Regions from separate parts of the Mus musculus genome. Here all the other regions are linked to region 2. The links are chromatin loops, found by intact Hi-C in ENCODE. Cell type or tissue: left cerebral cortex. All regions are shown on one strand. Region 1 overlaps Ppara (peroxisome proliferator activated receptor alpha). Region 2 holds the start of Ppara (peroxisome proliferator activated receptor alpha). Region 3 overlaps Ppara (peroxisome proliferator activated receptor alpha).

The links. Hi-C counts contacts between places; a loop is a spot of excess contacts. Peaks named below come from ENCODE experiments on the same cell type or tissue, not always from the same donor. Only the 100,000 strongest peaks of a DNase experiment are listed, where the experiment ranks them.
Region 1: a loop joins it to region 2, with 2.2 times the contacts of the local background. A loop is called at or near these places in 6 of 42 quality-filtered maps.
Region 3: a loop joins it to region 2, with 2.2 times the contacts of the local background. A loop is called at or near these places in 5 of 42 quality-filtered maps.

The regions. Positions count from the first base shown.
Region 1 is chr15:85,796,410-85,798,909 of GRCm38, forward strand. It overlaps Ppara (peroxisome proliferator activated receptor alpha), which reads left to right. Exons shown (of 8, transcript NM_011144.6): 7 at 1,407-1,854. Among named protein-coding and RNA genes, the nearest start is that of Cdpf1, 14 kb to the right of the region's middle. In left cerebral cortex, no CTCF peak of the experiment used is centred here; no DNase peak of the experiment used is centred here.
Region 2 is chr15:85,734,594-85,737,093 of GRCm38, forward strand. It overlaps Ppara (peroxisome proliferator activated receptor alpha), which reads left to right and starts at 1,183. Exons shown (of 8, transcript NM_011144.6): 1 at 1,183-1,503; 2 at 2,201-2,285. In left cerebral cortex, a CTCF peak has its summit at 1,025 (motif pointing left); a DNase peak (open chromatin) is centred at 841; H3K4me3 peaks cover 1,737 bases; H3K27ac peaks cover 1,008 bases.
Region 3 is chr15:85,786,362-85,788,861 of GRCm38, forward strand. It overlaps Ppara (peroxisome proliferator activated receptor alpha), which reads left to right. Exons shown (of 8, transcript NM_011144.6): 4 at 747-907. Among named protein-coding and RNA genes, the nearest start is that of Cdpf1, 24 kb to the right of the region's middle. In left cerebral cortex, no CTCF peak of the experiment used is centred here; no DNase peak of the experiment used is centred here.

The DNA of each region.
Region 1 (2,500 bases), 62 kb after region 2:
GCTGAGTGCGCATTTGTCTCTTGGGAGTGGTGTAGCCATCGCTATGTGAATGCGTCATCTCGCAGCTAATTGTCTTTGGTCACTTTATTTGCTTGTCCCATTGCTGTGACAAAATACCTGGCAAGTGTAAATTAACATTGGGTTCATTTTAGCTTGCAGTTTGAGGGTCAGGTCCCTCATGGTAGGGAAGGCAAGAACATGAGGCAGCTGGTCACATGGTAGCCACAGCCAGGAAGCAGAGATGAACAGTCTGGAGCTCTAGCCTAGGGAATGGTGCCCCCCACACTCAGGGTGGATCTTACTTACGGTTGTCTCATAGGTGATTCTGAATCCCACCATTTGACAATCCGGATTAACCATCACACACACACACACACACACACACACACACACACACACTCAGAGAGAGAGAGAGAGAGAGAGGAGTGACAAAGCTGGCCTGCTCAGTAGACTTTATAAAGTGGCAGACCTGCAGGTGTGGATGCCATGGTACTGCATCGGAAAGGGAGCCCGGCTGGGATCTGGGATCTGGCCCTTGTTCCAGGACAGGCCGCTGACACAAGGCTTGTGTTTTCTGCACTGGAGGGCGGTCTCCTTCTTGCTCTATAGAGCTGAACAAGGCCTGTTTGCTGATTTCTACACGAAGCCAGTCCTGATCATCATATATTTATACACCAGATTTATTCAAAAGTCGGTGCTAAATAATGATCGTTACCTTCAAAGGGTGTGTGCATGTAAATGTAGTACCCCAGGAGGTTAGACAAGAGCACTAAGTCCCCTGGAGCTGGAGTCACACGCAGCTGTGAGCTGCCCATCATAGATACAGGAAACTGAACTCTGGTCCTCTGGATAAGCAGGCAGTACACACTTGTCATCACTGAGCCACCTCCGCAGCCTCTTTGTTTTTTAGTATTGCAATCCCTACCTAAGGTGAGGAAGTAATAATGATTATCTTCTAGATTTTCATTTGTTTTTTTCTATTTTGTATGTGCGGGTGCTCTGGCTGTGTTTATGCCTGTGTACCTCCTCCTTCCTGTGCGGTACTGCACAGGTCAGAAGAAGGCATTTCATTCTCTGGGCCTGGAGCTACAAATGGTTGTGAGCTGGGAATGGAACCAGTGTGTTCTACAAGAGCAGCAAGCGCTCTTCCCCCCTGAGTCATCTCTCCAGCCCTGACAACAATCATCTTACTGACTTACACTGTTAGCTTTCTGCAAAATCTTACGTTGTCTGAGTTTGAAACTGTCCAAGGATGGGACTGCACTGCACGTGTACTTGGAATCATCCTACCACCCAGCTTGGCGATTGGGACACAGTAGCTGCTGCTGGCTCATTGATGTTTAAGGGGGACTGCATAGTTTGTCATAGAATTGTCACTTGACTAACTGGACCACCTTCCCTTGTAGCCTTTTGTCATACATGACATGGAGACCTTGTGTATGGCCGAGAAGACGCTTGTGGCCAAGATGGTGGCCAACGGCGTCGAAGACAAAGAGGCAGAGGTCCGATTCTTCCACTGCTGCCAGTGCATGTCCGTGGAGACCGTCACGGAGCTCACAGAATTTGCCAAGGCTATCCCAGGCTTTGCAAACTTGGACTTGAACGACCAAGTCACCTTGCTAAAGTACGGTGTGTATGAAGCCATCTTCACGATGCTGTCCTCCTTGATGAACAAAGACGGGATGCTGATCGCGTACGGCAATGGCTTTATCACACGCGAGTTCCTTAAGAACCTGAGGAAGCCGTTCTGTGACATCATGGAACCCAAGTTTGACTTCGCTATGAAGTTCAATGCCTTAGAACTGGATGACAGTGACATTTCCCTGTTTGTGGCTGCTATAATTTGCTGTGGAGGTAAGTGGATCTGTCACTCGCAGGTGTTCACCGGCTTCCCCTTCTGTAGGAACTCAGTGGTTGTCAATATGGTGCCAATATGTATGCCGATATAGTGACGTGAGCTCTGGCAGGGTTGGGTGATGTCTTGAGTAACTTCAAATTTCTGTGGAGTGGAACTGAGTGAGAACAGTATAGCTATGATACATTGTAGCTGCATTCTATTACAGTATCCACTAATGTATAGTAGCATATAATATGTATACATTAAACATATACTCCACTGGTAATATACAATTATATCAAATATAAGCATCTGAGATACACATGATATACTGTGATGAGTTGTACTATTATCATCATAATTACTGTAGTAGATAAGAGTCTGGAAAGTAGAGTGCAGGTTTAGGTGCAGTGCTATCCCCGTTAATACTGATGTTAATTCACACTGAAAACTACCCTGCTCTCTGGAAGGAGCTGCAAGTTCTGCTCTGCCAGAAGGAACGATCGCAGGGAAGGCAGAGCCAGACCTCTCTGGGGAAGCTGGCGGCATGGTCCCCGATGTTTGGCTTAGCAGTCCACTTCTTTAAATAGCCATGTCTCTTGTCTAGGAAGGTTATCCACCTACTGTAAGCCCAACTGACCTTGCCTGGCCTTGGCATAGACC
Region 2 (2,500 bases):
CACACATTTCGTTCCCAAAGGAGCGGCGTCCTGGGGCGTTGGCACCTCGGGGGGCATGTGCATTCCGTGACTGAAGATCCAAGGACGACACAAGCAAAGCGGCTGCTCTGGGTCGCAGCCTGCTCCCAGTTGCAGCCTCCCGCCTGCGCTGTCAGTTGGCAGAGCCCCAGTGCCTGAGCTGGACACAGTCAGCCCCTCAACCCCTGAAGCGTATGCAGAGGGGCCACAGCCCGGGGCGGGGCAGAGGCGGAGGGTGGGTCAGAGCGGCCGCGCCTCCCTGCGACCGTCCTCGATGCCCTTCAGCCTCTGCCTTCCCCGCCCGCCACACCCACCCTGGCACCTTGGCCACCTGTTGCCGCGTGCCCCAGCTCGCTCTTCCTTTCTCCCCATTTCTCATCCTGGGACTCTAAAGATCAGATTCCGCCTGTCCGTCCACCTCCCCACGAACTCCCGGGACTCGGGGAACAAGCTGTGCGATCTAGACCAGCTCAACGAGGGCACCCGGAGGAAAGCTCAACCCAGACCCGCAGCCTTGAACTTCAGTCCTGGCCGGTGCGCGGGGCTGGGAGCAGGAGGGAGTGCGCGCCAAGGCGCACCCTTCCCACCGACTGTTCTCCCCCGTCGGGTGACCTTGGGCAGTCCCTTCACCTAACCCGCCTCAGTTTACCAACGGATGCCCGGGCCCCGAGGCACTAAATGGGCATCGAGGAGAGCTGCCCCGGGCCTCTTAGGCCCCGCCCTCCCCCGCAGCAGCCAATCAGACACTGCCGTCCAGGGGGTGTGTCTCGCCCTGAGCCGGGGCCCGGGCCTAGGGGGCGGAGTTTCCGGGGCGGTCACCTCGCCGCGGGACCCCGCAGGGGACGTCCGAGGGGCGGCGCGTGTCGTGGGGGCGCGGCTGGCACGGGCGCGCGTAGGCGGTGCCGGGCCGGGGCCCCGGACGCTACGGTCCCACGACAGGGGTGACGGGGGCGGAGGCAGCCGCTTACGCCCCTCCTGGCGCCTCCTCCTGGGCGCGCTTGGCCCTGCGGACCCGCAGGCGGAGTGCAGCCTCAGGTGCCCAGGGGCTGGAGGGCACGCGCGAGGGCGGGGAGCCAGGCGTCCCCTGTCCCGGGACAGTGAGGTGGGTGGACAGGGAGGGGAGGGGCTCGGTGGCGCATGCGCGCGGACTAGGGGCGCGGGTCTGGAGACCCACAGCCACTGGAGAGGGCACACGCTAGGAAGGGCACACGCGTGCGAGTTTTCAGGGCCCGCGGAACTGTCCGCCACTTCGAGTCCCCTGGAGCGCCGTGCGCCGGCTCCGAACATTGGTGTTCGCAGCTGTTTTGGGGGCTGGAGGGTTCGTGGAGTCCTGGAACTGGAGCGACGCTGGGTCCTCTGGTTGTCCCCTGGAGGGGAGGGCACACGGGCGGGGACATCGGGGCGCTCCCTTCTCACGGCGTGGTGCATTTGGGCGTATCTCACCGGGAGGCGTTTCCTGAGACCCTCGGGGAACTTAGAGGAGAGGTAACTGGAGGCTCCCTGACAGACTGATTCTGGGGTCACAGCCTAGGCTTTGCTGGGGACCTGAGAAACGCTGCCGGTGGGTTTGAGTCAACAGCAGCGGACCCTCTTTGAACACTAGTTTCCTCATTGCTCCTGATCGTAGTGGGGCGATGTTGGCCCCAACAGTAGGGTAGAGACGATGCCAAAGTTACCCTATGTCTCTGCCCTCCAGAGGCCAGTGCCACAGCGGGTCCTGTGTGGGGCCAGCTTTAGTCTCCTCTGTGCAGTGGCTGCGCGGCTGGCCTGATATGGGTAAAGGGAGCCGGGAGTGCCCGTGTGCTAGTCCGGAGGGTGACTCTGCCCCAATATCCACTCCAACTAGCCTGAAATAACTGCACCTCTCCTTTTCCCAAACTTTTTTTTTTTTAATTTAAAGGAGAGAATGTTCAGATACTAAAGAAAATCTACGGTGGTATATAATGTCTTTGGGGGCACTCTGCCACTGGGGTGCTCACGGGCCCCCAACCCCAACCTACTCCCTTCCTCTAAGGAAAGCAGAAAGGCTCCTTGGGGGAGGAGCACGGAACTTTCTTGGGCGACCCTGGGACACTGTAGTGGTTGCAGGCAACAGGGTCACAGTGACTTTCCCAAGGTGGTGGAGAGTTGGGGGAGATCCAGAGAACATATTGTAACCGGTTCCTTCTTTAACGTTCTACAGCCAAGTTGAAGTTCAAGGCCCTGCCTTCCCTGTGAACTGACGTTTGTGGCTGGTCAAGTTCGGGAACAAGACGTTGTCATCACAGGTAAAGAGGATTAATGGACGGCTTCCAGACTGGAATATTGTAAACGCTGTCTTTGGTTGCACTTCAGACTAGCAACAGGGCTTGGATAGTGGTTATTTTGTGGTGGAATAGTAAATGTCTTTTCAGGGCTCAGGAAGCCAGGTAAATGGGTAGTCCATGTTTCAGTTCTGGGAAAGTGCGTTTGCTTCATGGGAACCGCATTTCTTTATGGCAGG
Region 3 (2,500 bases), 52 kb after region 2:
GTTTTCTATTGGTTAATTTTAAGACTTCACCGCATCTTTTAGACACTAGACTTTTATTGGGTGGATTTTTAGATTTATCTTCTCCCAGGCTCTGCCCTTTCTCTTTTTCCCTGTCTTTCCTTTCCTCTCCTTTTTCAATTCTCTTTCTCTGTCTTATTCTCAGCATGTTTTTTTTTCTCCCCTCTCAACACACACTCTTTTGGTTTTCCTTCACTTTTCTCTCCTATTTCTCTACATATTCTCCTGCCTCTTCTGCCTCCATCTCTGCCTCCATCTGTCTCTGTCTCTGACTCGGTCTCTGTCTCACTCTATAGCCCAGGCTGGTCTTAAGCTCACAATCCTCTTACCTTAGCTATTGGATTTTAGGGTTGAAACCATTTGTCAGAACACTTGTGGGTATGACTAGTCTATTGAAACAGTGACAACAAAATTGGAAAGCAGCCAGCTCTGTGTTGAGCCCATGGCACGGGAGGCTGGGGCCCCCGTGGAGGTCCTGTAATATGGCCTCTGAAGAACTGGAGATAGGGTATGAGTCAGGAGACAGGCTAGCACACGTGAGCCTCAAGAATGGTGGCACCATGATAAGTAACCATGGGCAGTGTACAGCCAGGGGCGGGGCTGACTCAAGAGAGGCACCTGCTCACATCACACATCCCCCTCTTACGAAAAGGTATCTTCCCAAAGATCTGATTCTGTCATGGGTGGTAACACCCCAGGTTTCACATACTTTCCTCTTCCATCTGTAGACACCCTCTCTCCAGCTTCCAGCCCTTCCTCAGTCAGCTGCCCCGTGATCCCCGCCAGCACGGACGAGTCCCCCGGCAGTGCCCTGAACATCGAGTGTCGAATATGTGGGGACAAGGCCTCAGGGTACCACTACGGAGTTCACGCATGTGAAGGCTGTAAGGTAAGGAGGCCCTGGGGGGGAGGGGGAGGTGGCCACACAGCTCGACGCCTTTGCTCCTCTACGAGACGGCTGTCAGCACTCCTAGGCCTACAGAAGGAGCAGAGAACTGGCTTCTGTGGCAGGTTGACTCCCCTTCTGACAGTCTAGGGCAGGTTGCTTTGCTGTACTTTGTAGACATCTGAGAGGCGCATATTCTTTAAACCAAAATGAACAAGGAAACAAAAAGAGCAGTCCATTTAAAAATGACTCTTCCCATGGTACGAAGTATAGACTACGCACTTTACCTCAGGACCACCCCAGAAGCCAGCTAGAGCAGAGGTGACCATGTAGAGGAATGTGTTTACCTGTGACCTCAGGACCTCTCCAGAGGCCAGCTAGGGCAGAGGTTACCATGTGTTGAGCAAAGGTGTTCTGTCCCTAGCTCTGAGTCCACGGTACCTAGCTCCTGTAACTGACCTCCAGCCAGTCACTTCTGGCACAGACTGACACCCTCCTAACCCCCTGCACCCTCCTGTTGTAGCTTTCTCCCCAGTGAGAGTCAACTTGACCTCTAGACAGGCATGAGCCCGCCCTCGTGTACAAAAAGTGAATCCCCTTCTGCTGCACGGACATTTTCAAGTTTGTCAGTTCATGGACACCACGTATGGAAAATTGAGAAATGTACATACTCACTTAAAATCCAAAGGCTTCCTTCCTAGTACCTCCTGGAAGTGTCCAGGGTCTGAGGAAATAGTCTAGACTTTCCGGTACCTTCTTGAAGAAGTGTTGCCATCTCTCTTTGGTGGGCCTGGTCTTACAAGCCTAGTGCGTGGTAACAGTGAGCCCAGATCAAAGGTCTGACGCTCCCTGGCATTTAGAGCCCTTGCTTCTCGCTCTTCCTCTCCATCCCATAGGTCCTTCTGACATCCTACCTCACACACCTAGGTGAGGAACCTCCCCCTTCTGGTCCTCCAGCCCCCAAGAAAGCCTTGAGAGCCCACTATCTCAGGCTAGAGGAAGAAGCAAAAGCAAAGAACCCAAAAAGCCAAAATAAACCCCTTCCTGAGTTTTCTATCTGTGTAGCCCTTTGGGATGGGGCCCTCCATCAAGGCCATGTCTAATCATCCTGGCTTTTTTTGAGCTCAAGCTCTGTTCTTCCTGGGTATAGCCTTGACGCTGCTATAAAGCAAGAGTTGTTGTTTCAGAATAGCCATTTTCCTCTCGTTATAACGTTTTCTCTTAGGGACTTGGTGTTGTCTTCCCCGGGCTGGTAGGGTCTTTCTAAGATCGCTCTGAACTCTGCCTTAGCACATCAGTTTCCGTTTTCAATGTAGAGACATACATTTCCTATTTGCCCCAGTTAGACGGGACTTTTCTAGAACTTCAACACATAGTTTCTTAGAGATGGTAGGACTGGGCTGTGGCTCAGCTGGGAGAGAACTTGCCTAGCATGCATGAAGCCCCGGGTTGGCTCCTCAGAACCCCATAAAGCCAGGCATGGTGGTGCTTAGCCAAGTGTGTCCAGCACTCGAGAGGTGGAAGCAGGAAGGTCAAGAGTTCAAGCCCGTCTTTGGCCGCCAGAGCAAGCTCTTTGCCTGGCTGGGCTCCGTGAGG